2 separate regions of the Homo sapiens genome follow, and region 2 is linked to region 1. Evidence: chromatin loops called from intact Hi-C (ENCODE). Cell type or tissue: IMR-90. All regions are shown on one strand. Each heading gives the region's core, and the rest is flanking DNA. Links, peaks and the distances in the headings are about the cores only.

Region 1 (7,053 bases), core at 965-5,964:
TCTGTCTAGCCAGGTGCTTCCGCCGATCCTCGCGTTGCTAAGGTGTCACGTGTACACAAGGTGTGTGCGCCCCAGAGATGCACACGCGTGGGTGCGCCCAGGCTTCCCGACCTTGCTTTGGTCCTCTGCCGCTGGAGGAAGGGGAAGGCCGCGGTTCCCAGTATAACTCGGTTAATGACCTCTGACATGGGTCTCTAGCAGGAGTTTATTCCTGAATGCCCCCACAACTTCTCCAAGGCCCCTGAAACTCTTCCTCGGAGAGTCGAAATTCCTTGGCCTTCAGCAAAGAAATTCCAGACCCTTCCAGATCTGGTTTCAGAAAAAGCTGAGGCCTGAACTAAGATTCAGTCGTTATCAAGCCGATGGCCCGGAACTGTGCCGTCTCTGCTGCCTTTCTGCGCCCTGGCGCACTCCAAATTTCCCTCCACCTTCTGAGGAACATGCCCCAGAAAGCAAAGATTCTCAAGGCTGGCCCGGGGCGAAAAGACAAGTTGGCAGATCTCGGCTCACTCAGCGATGGCGGGAACGGTCGAATGGAGGCCTCTCCCTCCGAGCCCCGGAGCCAAAGCCTCGCAGTGTTTATCAGCCTGAGCGAGCGCGCCCGGAGGCGGAGGCGCAGAAGACTTCGCAGGCCTTTTATAGTTAAATCCTCACGGCTCAGGCTCGGGGGGAAAGAGGGACTCGGACGTGTCTTTCCTTCCTGGGGGAATAGGAAGAGGACTGCAGTTCGTTGATATAAACAGAACGCGCCTCCTAGTTCACTCAGGCCTTGGGCCGAGCGGGGAGCAGACTTTGTTTAATTTTAAATAATAATAAATGTCACTGTTGTCAGTTTATTGAGGGAGGCTTCGGCTGGAGAACGGGGGCGGGGGGCGTCTGGAAAGGCGGCTCCACCCTCCCCCTTCACACACTCGGTGGCTTGGGCCTACCGTTCGCCTGCTCCACACGCCTGCTCGGGGCATCCTCTGGCTTTTTGCTTTGCGGGACGCGGAAGACCCGTCCAGCACGGGTAGGGATGTGGCCAGGACGTCCCCAGGCCTGGGCGCGCGCGTGCACATGCTCACACACTCACACTGACATACAGAGCTGCACCACTCTCCTTCCTCCTCCCCCAGAAGTCTAGCATTTCTAGCTAAAACTCTGCGAGCTTTTAAGGGGAACTCCGGGGCGAGTGTCTTGGCGAAGCTGCCGTGTTTATTGGTGTCTGTATATAGAGCCCGGCCGAGCCCCGGTTCAGTTTTAAAGGCTTCGCCTGCTTTCTATAAACAATGAAAGAGGTAGCGAATACATCCAACGATTCAGAGTTTGACAATCGGGTGGGACCCTGGAGCCACTCCAAGGTCAGGGAGGGTGGGAATGAGGATTGGAGTAAAGATAAAGTCCAAGATCCCTGAAACCCAAAAACCTTCTAGACTCTGTCTTCTCTGGGTCTCTGTTTTCTGTTTTCTCCTTTCCCTCTTCTCTCTTTCCCTCATTACGAATCCAGATAGCACGGCCTCCCAAGCTCTTTATTCTTTCTATATGTGAGGTGGGAGAAATGCCCAGTTTCCGGGCTTGAACTTCTGGAGTATTTCCTCCATCCTAGGAGAGATCAATGGAGGAATCTCCTTGTGCCTCTTTAACCAGGATCTATCTTTCGCTCTCTCTCTCCTCTCCTCTCCTTTCTCTTCTTTCTCTATATTCCCTCTCCTTTTGCCCCTTTCCTTCCTTCTTCTCTTCCAAGCCACCTTTTCTTCTTCACCTCTCCCACAATTTCTCCTCGTCCCTCTCTCTACACAACAAACCATCTCACCTTCCAGCCTTGGTTATGATCATTTCCGTGCCCACTTCGTGGAATTTTAGCCACAGTTCTCTTTCATGGAGAAACACTTTGATTCCCTCCATGCCCTGCAAGAAGGAGAAAAAAGTCACACTAACAAGCCCTGGCAGTAGTGGGCATTCCTTCCCCAAACTCCCCCAAAACACAGAGACTGCTCCTCCTTCCCGCTGGAGCCTGTGGTCTCAGAGAGTAAAAAGTGGCTTCAGCCCACTGCAGAATTATCTGGAGCACCCAACAGCCTCTGCCCAGGGATCCCTATGTAGGCTGAATCCCTGAGGGTTGCAACAACCACTTGAACCCACAGTGCTGTATTGTCTGCTTCTAATGCCATCAGCACAAGGCTATGGAGTGATCACCCACCATCAGGGTGCTCCGGAATGTCACTGAGGAGGACCGGAATAAGAAAAAACCAACCAAACAAACAAACCAAAAAAAAAAAACCAGAGCCAATTTCAATCCACTTCACCTGAGATGGGTGGGGGGGATAGATAAAAAACCTAATTTAGAAAAACTAGGAACCTAATCTAGAAAACCACTCAGAATATTCTCATGTAGACACTCAGATGCCCACACATCAAACATACAGATGTGCAAATACTTGCTTATTCTCGACCATGGTGAGTGCAAACCTGAACATACATGAATTTTGAAACCTAAAAATGTTTGTATTATCATATATTCTTACAGTCCAGAAGGATAATTAATCCTAAATATCTATATTAACAAACCTTCCAGGCTCTCTCTACAAGTAGTTCCATTCACATCCAGCTATTTTGATTATAGGACACGCCTGATGCCATTTAACATTTTGGCTTTCAGCTAAAACTAAATTTACAGAACCGATGCAAATGTATATATATACATATATATACATATGTGCACACACACATACATGCACACACAAACTCTTCATTTTGGAATAATTTACAACAGTCTAAAAAGTGGGTTTGCTTTTCCTTAAAAGAAAAAAAAAAATCCCTAAGTTTCCTAAACTGTGTTCACGCTCTCTGCTTCTCTACAAATATACACACGTTTTCCTGAAACTTAAAGGCCAAAGAGAGAAGCCGGGAAAAGCCAGGAAGGGATCGAAATCCCAAGGCAGGATTTTAGCCATGTGTAAGTGTCTCTTCTGGTCGTCACCCCGTTTCACCCCATGTGACACCTTATTTAAAAATTACCAGGATCTACTGAGGGGCCGACTTGAGCGCCCAGTGCGTCCTGGGTTTTGGGCGCAGAGCGCAAGGTGAGGCTCCTCCCTCTGCCTGGGCCCAGGTTGTAGCCTGGCGAACCCGAGGCTCCTGGTGCCCTCCGGGCAGAGCTCTGTGCGCTCCCAGCGGCCGGTGATGGCGCGCCAGCCAGCCAGGCCCCGACCGCAAGACAAATGGTGCGGCGCGCGGGTCTAGTCGGCGGCGCGGAGGAGGCAGGAGGAGGCAGGAGGAGGCGGGAGGAGGCGAAGGCTACGGAAGATCAGAAGAGGGGTCAAGCCATCGCTCATGCCGGCCTGAATCGGCCGCTGACCTGGCCCTTATTAAGATGCTGGGGGCCGATTCTACACATAGTGCAGAGGGAAAGGAATTATCTAGGCCATTGTTAGCTGACCCCAAACGGCCGGATAATTGAGATTTCTCGAACAATTTAAATAGATTTCAAAAATCCTTTGGCCGTAAAGATAACCGTCACAATAAAGTAGATGGCAATACGCTAGCATTTGGGGAGACAGGGCAGAGAAAGGTGGAACTGAGTGGGAATAAAAAGGAAAAGGGATGATTATAGTCGTTGGGTTCGTTTTGGGGTTTTTTTATTTTGTTTTTGTTCTGTCCCCGCAAGAGAAGCCGAGCAGGAAAGCCAGACTCTGACTTTGATCTCTGCAAAGGGACCCGAAGCGCGAGGTCTCCTTACCTGCTGGGTGAAGGCGGCCTGCGGGGACGACGGGGACTTGCTGGGGGCCCCGAGCGCGCTCTCGGGTTTCGAATCGCAGGGCAGGTCTTTTGCGTCAGGCTCCAGAGGCGTGTGCGCCAGGCCAAAGCCCTCGTCTGCGTCGGCCATGGTGCGCCCAGGGCCCTGTGCCCGCGCAAGGTTCTGCTCTGAGGACAAGAAGCAGGGGGAGATGGGGGTGGGGAGGACAGAGAGAGAACGAGAGAAAGGTTGGAGAGCACAATTCTAGTGACAGGAGGGAGCAGTTTGGCCCCCAGTTTCCAGCTACCAGCACCTCCGTTCCCAGCCGAAGGTGACTGCAGAAGGCCCTAGAATTATTACTGTTACTAGTATTCCTAGTAGTATTACTATTACTTTATAAGCAGGCACAACTTCTTGCAAAAGACCCGCGTCAGACCCGGAGAAGGTGAGGCCCGCATCTCCCCTGCGCAGGCTCTCCGTGATAAGCAAGCTGCCCGTCAAATTTGTCTGGACTTCTGGAAGAGCCAATAAAGATAAGGCGTGGGTATTTTTGGAAGCCACTGGGTAGGAACCAAAAACAAAACAAAACAAAAACCCAGTGTCCTTTAGAGAATTTCTTTCTTCGCCAAATTACAAGATGCCGTCGAAACTCTTTTTATTAAACCTCACAAGAGGAATAGTTTTCTGCAGCAGGCAGAAATGTGTGAAATAACCCGCCTCTTGCAAAAAGAAAAACACAGAAGGGGAAGGTTGTGCAGATTGAGACTAGGTTCAAAAGAGAATTCATATACACCTTTTACCAGTTACAGGCCTTAACATTAAAAGTCCTTTAAAATTAAACATCCTTTTCTTTATCCCAACCTTAAGTAAGATTCGTTAAAAGATAAAAAGTAGCCAAACAGAAGACTAGATGAAGAAAGTCACCGTGCAGCCGTTCCGAGGAAGGCTCGTCACTGGGTGCCCGCCACCAGCGCTCTGATGCCGGGCGGGGGATGGCGGGCATTTTGTGGAGTGACCAGGCCGAAAGGGGTTTCTCTGAACTTCAGCCAGGCCTGGCCTGCTAAAACTGCAGGCTCAGGCTCAGGATTGGCGAGGACAAAATCATTCTCGGATAAGTCCTAGGCTGGAGACATTGAATCTGCAGCCCGGGTCCCCGCAATGCATAGAACGGCCCGGGTTTGCAGGCGTATGAGCTTAGAACACACAAAATAACTGCCGCAGAGCTGTTCAAGCCCGATGAGCCTGTCTCCTGCTCTCTGATCTCCTTCCAATCTCTTCTATACGCAAGTAGGAATTCCCCCTAGAACGGGAAGACTTTGGGAAGCGGGCACAAGCGATGGTCCCCCAAAACCTCAGCAGCTGCTTAAGCAAGCGGCCAGATCCCACCCTGACCTGCTGTGGCCAGAGATCTAGAAATGGGGCCGAGGAGAAGGACAGCTTCTGAGGCCTGACTTGCAAGCAGCTTTCTTCGCCTCGTTCTCGGGGCTTCAGGGAGGCGGCGACTGGAGCCCCGCTGCCTACTCACAACAAAAGAAAGCAGGGCTGGCGCCCCTACACGCGCTCCCATTCACTGCCGGCCGCGGGGAGAATCCTACCCCGCGCCCTCGCCAGGGTCCCGGGGAGCTCTGGGCTGGCGGAGGCGAACAAGATGCGGTTTGACAGAACCAGGCCGTGCTTCTGCAAACCTCAATGCCGCTCCGCCAGCCGCGGCGGCCTCCCAGACTCCATTTGCCGGGGAGCTCCGAGCCGCGCAAAATCTCTGCAAGCTGTGCTCTGCAGAATGCAAAGCCGGGCTGGAATCCGCCATTCCCGCCGCCCCAGCCGACTCGGCCGACGAGCTCCCTCCTGAGCCTCCCGGGCCATCTGCCGGGACGGTTACCTCGTTCGGTGAAGCCGGTGCATTCACCACATCCTCTGCTGCTCCTAGCAGGGAAGCCGGCGGTGAGGCGGGGGAGCAGGCATGGTGGCTCCGGGGTTTATGCGGGGTTTACTGCTTACCCAGAATAGCGGCTACTGCTGCCTACTAGGGCGCACCTACCGCTGGAGCCTCCGCGGCGACTGCCCACCTCCAACACACACCTCCTCTGCTGTGCGCTTGCTCTCCCTAAATACTTCCCAGTTGGCAAGCGCCAAAGAACACAAAATAGCCTCCAAGAGCACCGGCAACCATATAATCTCAGTGCCCCGCTCCTCCTTTACACCCCCAGGGAGGGAAAGTTGGAAGCCCAGTGAATGGTCGAAGTCCTTTCTGAGCGCAGCTTTCAGGATTAAAGTTCCCGGATTCGAGGTAAGAGTCAGTCTCTCTCACTCTCTCTCCCTCTCTCTCTCTCTCTGAAATACAAGCCAACTCAGCTGAGCACAGTGACGTTGGGTTGCCTCGATGCTCACAAAGTACTGAAATCGCCTATCCAACTAGCTCCCACTGCACTCTGTCGCCCTCCCCCTTCTCTCTCCCTCCCACCCTCCCGTCCTCCCTTCCCCCCACCCCAAATTTCCACTAGATTTCCCGAACACTCAAATCACAATACGACTCTCAACACAGACCTGCAATAACTCCCTCCTCTCTACCCCTTTCCCAACCTCCATCCATCTCTGCTTCTCTGAGCAAGCGGTGGCTGCAAAAACTCCTGCACAAATCATTTCAAACGCGGTCGGCTTCTAATCGGGAAGTAATCTCAGTGACGCTGGCGGTGCAGAGAACCGAGTCTGGACGCACACACACAAACACACCGCGGGCCTCCGCAGCCTTGCAGACATTCTCTCCAACGCTGACCTCGAGAAGGAGAGCTGCCTGACCCCGCCTGGCCGGCGCTCGCCTTCCTGACATCTCCCCTCCACCCCCTACTCATCACCCCTACTCTCAACGACTCTGGGGTGAAGGCAGGGTGAAGGTGCATTGGGATGGGGGCCGAGATCAAAGATGCTAAGAAATCGCTGCGGGCCCTCACCCCCCACCCAGTGGGGCCACCAGACGTCCCCTGCTCCAGGTGTACACAAGGCAGTGCCCAGTTTTATTAAAATAATCAAACAGTCACTGGGGACTGGCTAGGGTTTTCATCTCCACTGGTCTCCTCTCCTTGCCCTTTCCCTCTCTGAGATGTATTTTTTTTTTTTAGGGTGAGTTGAAGAGGTCAATAAAAGCACAAACACAGTCAGTAGGTCTCAGTCTGAGCAGACCCAGATTGGGACACCGAATATTGGTGCTTGGAGTAAATGTCAGGAGTCCTGTTCTGTTTCCCATCCTTACCTCCTGTACCCCCATCATACTGATTTTTCTAGGGTTCTGATAAGAGACTTGGGCCTGCAAGTCAAGGTCTGGAGAAAGGGATGGAGGGAGG
Region 2 (7,053 bases), core at 668-5,667, 270 kb after region 1:
AGAAAACCAAAGAACTCATCAACAACTATAACACAAAATATACCTTCATGAATTTGTCTTTAAACCATCTCTCAGCACCTGACTTTTGAACTGTGAATATATCTCTATAGGCAGGCACCAATTCAAAACACCGATACTGACAACAGTAGTAAATTCCACTTCGTTTTGAGGAAATCAGAGACTAGCAAATACAAATAACAAAAGAAAAATTAAAAAGTCAAACCGCAGCCTCTGCCCTCCTCCCTCCCCACAGCAATCTCAGTTATATTTTAAGGAATTTGAAGTGGAGCTGGAAAGTGGCACTCCTTCCCCAATTTTGGTGAAAATAGGAAATAGCACTTTCCCCCACTTTTGGACATTAAAAAAGAAAACAAAAATGTTGCAGACAACTCTTTTGAAAGGGTATTGGTGTTGGTGCAGGAAGTGTGTTTTCTAGTGTTAACAGCAATTCTGTGACCTGGAAATAAACCCAACTAAAGGAAAACAAGAACACAAAACCTGACAGTTGCAATTCTATTTACACAGAGCTATGTACAATGTCAATAAATTAAAGTTTAATTTTCCAAGCATTCATATTCCACCTATTTACAAGAGTTATCAAATAATTACATAAATACTTTGTCTAATAGTCTCACTTCTTTATTATTTTTTTAAAACCTTGTTATTGCATATACAGGAAAGAGAAAGAACTGTCAAAGAACGACATGAATCCTGCTACAGAGCTTAGATATAATAAATTCATTTTATGTGTTTTGCCCACTCCTTCCCTTTAAATCCCCCCCTCCCTTGGGTCACTGATTTGAGGGCAAAGGATTGGGAAAAGGGTAGGGGGCTATATTGTTTTCTCTCTAAAAGCAAGCGTTCAAAATAAAAACCACAAATACATTACTGTGGACATGCAAGAAGAGACCTACAGCGGCTCTGAAAACATCACAAGAATATTAAAAAGACACAGATTTTCTTAATATAGACTAAACAAGGATGGTAGGGACTTCCCTCCCCAAACAAAGCTGCTCAGTAATTTATTGAGAACCGATAATGCAAGTCCCTATAAAGTTTTTAATCTGCACAAACAGAATCATGTTAATGTGTTCACTTGTCCCGATTTTTTTTTTGAAAGATTTTGTTTTTGTTTCCACTTGACACAGTGAAGGAAAAATATATATATAAATCCGCACTGAGGGAGATGTCTTTGAACACCTCCCCGCCTGGTGGGCAGAGACCCAGACCAGCCTTGCTGGAAGTTGCTCTGGACATAAATGTTGGAACTCCTACCCCCAGTAGCTCAATGCAACCGACGTTTCTGAGCCCCCAGAATCTGATCCAGATCCCGGACATATAAACCACGCCAAGAAGACAGGGGCTGTCTCTAGCACATTCTCTCGAGGGAGTCCGGGGCCCCTTCCCAGACGCAACTGCAAAAGGAAGGGCTAACGCCATGGCGGGCCCGTGGTTTATTTTATATCCGACAAAGTGCACGGCAGCCTGAACTGGACTGGAATGAAAAGACGTGTCTGGGACGGGTCTACGGGGACGCGCTGCGGGACCTGTCCGGCTTGGCTTCCAAGCCGCTAACCAACCGCTGGATGCTCTGCAGTTCGCTGGTGGCCGCCTCTTTCTCCGCGCAGAGTTTGGGCGACAAGGACATGGAGCTGGAGGAGAGCGTGGAGGAGCGGCTGTTGAGTTCAGAGCCCGAGTCCACTGCCACCGAGGCCGGGCTGGCGGCCAGGGCGGCGACTTTGCCGTCCAGGGGCCCCGCGGCCGCCGCCATGGAGGGCAGGGCGGTGGTGAGCAGACTGCTGCCGTCCGGGACCGGCACCGGGATGGAGTAGGGGCTGTAGCGCAGCCGCGGGCGCATGGTGTTCAGATTGAGGAAGGGGTGGCGGTGCACCGAGCTGGAGGCTGCCGCAGAGGAGGCGGCCGCCGCTGCGGCCATGTACGTGTAGGGGTAAGGGAACAGGCTTCCGAAAGGGGACATGGCCAGGCCCTGGGGTGAGAAAAGAGACACACAGCGAGTCAGCCGGGTGGGAGGAGCTTATCTCATCCCTCTCCTCTCTTCTCCCCCTCCAACATTGGGCAAGCCATGAATCCCTGGTATGTTCTGTTGTTGTTGTTGTTGTGTTTTTTTTTTTGGGGGGGGAGATAGGTGGGGGCAGGAGAGAAGTCAACACTCAGAAATCTCTAGGTACAAATCTTAGCTGTGTCACCCTAGGCCAAGAGACTTTGATTAACTTGTGCCTCAGCTTCCTTATAGGAAGAAAAAACAGGGAAATCATAAGTAATTCATATACTTATTGAGGACTTTGTAGATATTAAATGAGTGAAAGCCTGCAATATGCTGCACACAGTGTGTGCAGCCCCCAGGAAATCTCCTTGCACCTGTTAAATGGGGATACAGATTCAGTTTACCCCACAGAGGTAACCAAGGGGAAGCCGGAGGACATAAATTAGTAGGAATAATTTTTTAAATCTTTCTTCTTCCCCAACCCCCATCCTCCCACCCCAATCCTAGAAGTTTCTCCAAACAAAACAAAACAAAACAAAAAAAACAGACAGTGAAGATCTTAAGCAAAAGGAAACTGGGGCTGGGGGAGGGAAAAAGGGCATTTGTTATAAACAGAGACAAAGAAATCGTCCAGCATGATTCACTGGTGTTCCAGGTGAGAAGCCGAGGTAGGCCGCAGGAGTTCAGGAGTGCACTAAGCTGGGAATTGGCAGAAGCAGCATTTAAGATGCAGGCACCCTGGCCTGGGCCAGTTCTCTGCATCATGCCTTGAGGTGCCCTTAAGGTTTTGTCTGTTCAGGTAGTCCTTGGTGTACCAACCACCTGCCCACCTAGGACAGGGTCTCCCGGAGAAGCCAGCAGAGGAGATGGGAGGAATTGAGAAATGCCAGAAGCCAAGCCTTTCCTCAGCTCCCTCCTCCCTGGAGTGGGGAGGCCAATCTGGTTTCTTGGCGCAGGGAAGGGAGACCAGACGAATGTGCTCAGACAAAACAAAAGGCAACAGCATGCAAAACCTCATAGAACCTTTTCATCGAGTTCAGGGTGTTTCCAGCCGCCTGAGACCTCCCCCCAGCACAGCTGTCTGAGCCACACACAGGCCTCCAGGCCTGCCCCAGTCCCTGCTTATCCCTGTCCTCTGACATTTCCCACGTGTGCACAAACCATTAACCCTTCGAGGAATAGGCTGGCCTGCTTGGGGTTGGGGGTGGGGAGAAGAGCTTCGAACTGGGAGGAAAGGCTGGAGGAATCAAGACTGAACTCCTACTCAGGAAGTAGTCACTTCCCCTCCCCAGGCCTAGAGTCCCATTCCTGGGGAAGGGTTGGCTATGAGACACTTAAGAGACATGTCAGCTCTGAAGCTAAAATCAGAAACCCTCAAAGAGGCCCTGGAGTCAGATAGCCTGGGGTTGAGTCTCAGCTCCACCATGTACCCGCTGTGTGACCTTGGACAAGTCACTCAACATCTCTGGGCGTCTTCGCCTTCATCTGTAAAGTGGAGGTGATAATAGTACCCCTGAAGGGTTAGGTCAAATGAGTCAATACAGAGCAAGCACTTAGAAGAATGCCTGAAAGTAAGTGCTGTGTCCAGCTGTTATCTTTGTTACTACCTATCTACTCTGCTGGAAACAGCCTTTAACTTCGGAAAAATTTTAAAGATTTTTGGGGTGAATGGGGAGAATGAAGTCATAATAACTCCATGAGCTAAGCCTTGAACCCGGTAATGGCTCAGTAAAAATTATTACAGCTACTAGGCCAAAGGGATCGGGTGAGGGTCTGCTGGCAAAGGACAGGGAAACTGGACGAAAGGTGGAAAGACTGGTGGAGGCAGGAAGAAGGATCCATACCTGAGAGGCCAGGACGTGCTGCTGGAGGTGGAAGGGCAGGGTGGCCGCGGACGCCCCGGACAGTCCCTGCGCCGCAGCGGCAGAGGCCATGGCCGTGGAATCCAGGCCCGAGACACCGGTGGAGGCCCCAGAAACCGTGGCCAGGAGGGGACCCATGCCAGCGGCCGCCATGCTGGAGAAGGCGCCCCCCATGGCAAACTGGCTGGGGTGCAGGAAGAGCGGGTGCCCGTTGAAGAACTGTTGGCCCGCCAGGCCCGGGGCGAAGCCGAGGCCAGGCAGGGGGCCCTGGGCCAGGTGCGCGGCGGCCGCGTCCGTCTGCACCGTGAGCGGCGCGAAGGCCTCCTTGCCCGGGAGCGCGCGCGCCTCTTCCACCTTGGCCGGCGCTGTGCCCTCGCGAACCGGGCTCCTGCGCTCCTCCGCGCCCAGGCCGCGAGTGCTGGACGAGATGGTGGCGGGGCTATGGCGTGAGTCGGGCGACGCTTTGTCCAGCCGCCCGCTGTCCCGGGGCCGCTCAGCAGCGAAAAGGTGAGCCTTGACCGCGGGGCTGCCCTTGTCACGGCAGGGCTCCTCCGACGTGGTGGTGGAGATCTTGGCCGCGTCGCAGGCCTCGGGGCCATGCTCCTCTTTGCTCTCGGCCTCGGCGTCGCTCTCACCCTCGCTGGGACATAAATCTACCACAGGCGAAGGAAAAAACCAAGGCAGAAGGGCGTTATCTCCAGTATGAGCCAACGGAACTCCAGTTCCCAAGTTGGAATCCCAGCTCGTGGCTTAGTGGCTGTGTAATCCCGGGGAAAGCCCCTTAGCCTCTCTGCACCTCAGTGTTGTCATCTGCAAAATGGGGATAATCGTGCCCAACAACATTGCTGGAAAATTCAATAAGCGATTATGAATTTAAAGTATTTACCCAGAGTTTAAACTTTCCCTTAGATGGACAATCCCCTAATCAGTAGCTCTTCTTATTTTAATGAATTTTACTTCTTTTTTTGAGTTCCTACAGTGGCAGATTTCACATGCATCTCCCCATTCGATTGCAAATTAACTTTTTAAAAGTAAAAAGTAACATTAAAACTCACAGCTGGAACATATTCTAATTACTATCAAAAAATCAGTGAATGACAGAGAGCAGCACCTTCCACAAATTTGTGAATTACTCTGGAAGGATTTGTTTGGCAAGAACCCTGACATCTGAATTGATAATGGCAGAACGGACACCTGTCCTTCAACACCAGTACTCAGTTGAACCGTTTGTATTTGCCCCAGTCCCTGCAGAGAGAGATGAGTGTCGGACAGATGGCTCACAGCCCGGGGACGATCATAGATTCTTTTTTCGCTTTTACCACACCCTCTGTGGGTGTTCCACCAGAAGAAAAGAAAAAGGGATCCTATTTTATGTTTAAAGCTTAAATGGATTGAAGACATAAAGGACTTGCATTTTATTTCACTAAAAAACAGGTTTCTTCCCGTTGAGAGTGTGTGTGTGTGTGTGTGTGTGTGTGTGTGTGTGTGTGTGTCTTTCCAAATAAATACTGCTTGCTCTTTAAACACAGGTAACTGAGGGGGGATTTGAGCCATCTTGTCCACTCCTCACCCACCTCCCCCAGCTCTACCCCCACCGCAGATCCCCAGTGCTCCACCTCCTCTCCCAGGTCAATTGTTGCTTTATAGCTGGATGTTTTCTAGGCCACCTTCTCGGTTCCAGGTGGCAGAGTCCCTTGCTTCCCCCCCACCCAGTCCAACACATTGTAACCTAGAGTTCAAAGACAGTGAAAAGTCAGCAGTTGGAGCCTCTGTTGGTTGGAGAGAATGGGAGGAGAAAGAAACAGAGACAGAGAGAAAAGAGAGAAGCGCTTCAAGCAAGTTTTCAAAGCTGCTTGCCAAGAGGTAGTATGCAAACAGACACCCACCTCCCCTCCCCACCAGCCAAATAAGGATCTGGGAGAAAGGCCTCTGTGCTCTCCTTCTACTGCCTTAGCGGGGAAGGGGAGACACACCTGATAGCCCTTTTTGAACTCTGGCTTCTGTTTAAGGATGTTTAGAAGGCTTCTAGCTTTTAAAGGGCAAGTGCCCTGGTTGGTGCCCCATCCCCCTTCAACTCTTCCAGGCCACGAGGGACTGGAGTCCAGTGATCACAAAGGTGACATGGTTTACCTTTGAGGTTCGATGTCCCTACAGTGGAGGCGGCTGGAGAAGAAGCCTGGGCGAAGCAGTTGAAAGCTGCTTGTTCACTGGAGGACTCATCAGAGGTCCCATTCTCCTTTTTGTGTCTTTCATCAAACACCCTCATGGACTGCAGGGTGAGCTGTTTTCTGTGGCAGAAGCCCACACCCAGGTTACAGAATGTAACATACATTTCCCCTCTTTGTTTCCCTTACCCTTTCCAAAGCGGCACACACATACCTCACACCCTGCCTGCTGCCCAGGGACAACGCTAATTCACTGAAATCTGCTTGCCCCAGGGCAGCCACATAGACCCAAGCTTTGTCCTTGACCCTCTAACTGGGCTGAAGAGTGTGGCAGAGGGTTAGGGAGAAAGGAAGGAGGCTTCAGTTGCATTTATTCAAGATGGGGTTTCATTAGGAAAAGGCATTTGCTTGGGCTGTGAAATTTTATTTAAAAGCAGGAGAAGAGGCTGGATCTAGTCAGAGACAGCTGGACTGCCAGCCTTATATAGGGAGAACCGGGTGTCCAATCCTGCAAACACAACGCTGTCTGTCCCCAGCATACCCAAATTTTGGATGGTGGCTAAGATTGGGAGGAAGTGGTTATTTCATGCTGCACTTTACTGTAATCGTTTTACTAACAAATTAATTGGAATAAAAATATATTTAGCTGTTAGCAATTATTTTTTAATGCCCGCCCCAAGGGGATAGGTTAAAAATTTGGGGGTGATTTTCTGGATTTTAGAAATTCTTTGAAAGGGGGTGGGGGAGGGGAGACCCTCTTTCATATACTCTCCAGCTGTCTACGTAATGCAAAATGATACATGTCCCCACGAAGGAGGGAGAGAGCCATACATCTTTCCGAAGTCCCCAGCTCTGTCTGATGGTATTTGGAAGACAGGATTGCAAAAATTCCCAAGTATTTTCTCAATGGCATGGTTCTTTCTGGGACCTGCCTAGGATGAACTTAAATTAATTAGGAATTAATAGGCATCCCTGTATAATCTATTATCCCTGATGCTTCTCTTCCAGAGATAAGTATGGT

The links. A loop is a pair of places that touch in the nucleus more often than their neighbours do. Peaks named below come from ENCODE experiments on the same cell type or tissue, not always from the same donor. Only the 100,000 strongest peaks of a DNase experiment are listed, where the experiment ranks them.
Region 2: it touches region 1 in a loop (8-fold over the local background); 4 of 110 quality-filtered maps call a loop at or near these places.

Annotation. Positions count from the first base shown.
Region 1 is chr12:114,400,034-114,407,086 of GRCh38, forward strand. TBX5 (T-box transcription factor 5) reads right to left here and starts at 6,111. Exons shown (of 9, transcript NM_181486.4): 1 at 5,595-6,111; 2 at 3,719-3,903; 3 at 1,793-1,887. The coding sequence starts at 3,865. RefSeq lists enhancers at 5,313-5,999, 6,038-6,538. In IMR-90, for the core only: a CTCF peak has its summit at 3,151; DNase peaks (open chromatin) are centred at 1,158, 3,198, 3,868, 4,208 and 1 weaker place; H3K4me3 peaks cover 4,582 bases; H3K27ac peaks cover 4,799 bases.
Region 2 is chr12:114,670,316-114,677,368 of GRCh38, forward strand. TBX3 (T-box transcription factor 3) reads right to left here. Exons shown (of 7, transcript NM_005996.4): 5 at 5,998-6,155; 6 at 3,850-4,520; 7 at 1-1,987. The coding sequence ends at 1,526. Among named protein-coding and RNA genes, the nearest start is that of TBX3-AS1, 8.4 kb to the right of the region's middle. RefSeq lists enhancers at 1,196-1,756, 1,757-2,316, 5,417-5,918. In IMR-90, for the core only: no CTCF peak of the experiment used is centred there; DNase peaks (open chromatin) are centred at 2,026, 3,166, 4,576 and 5,156; H3K4me3 peaks cover 2,868 bases; H3K27ac peaks cover 4,546 bases.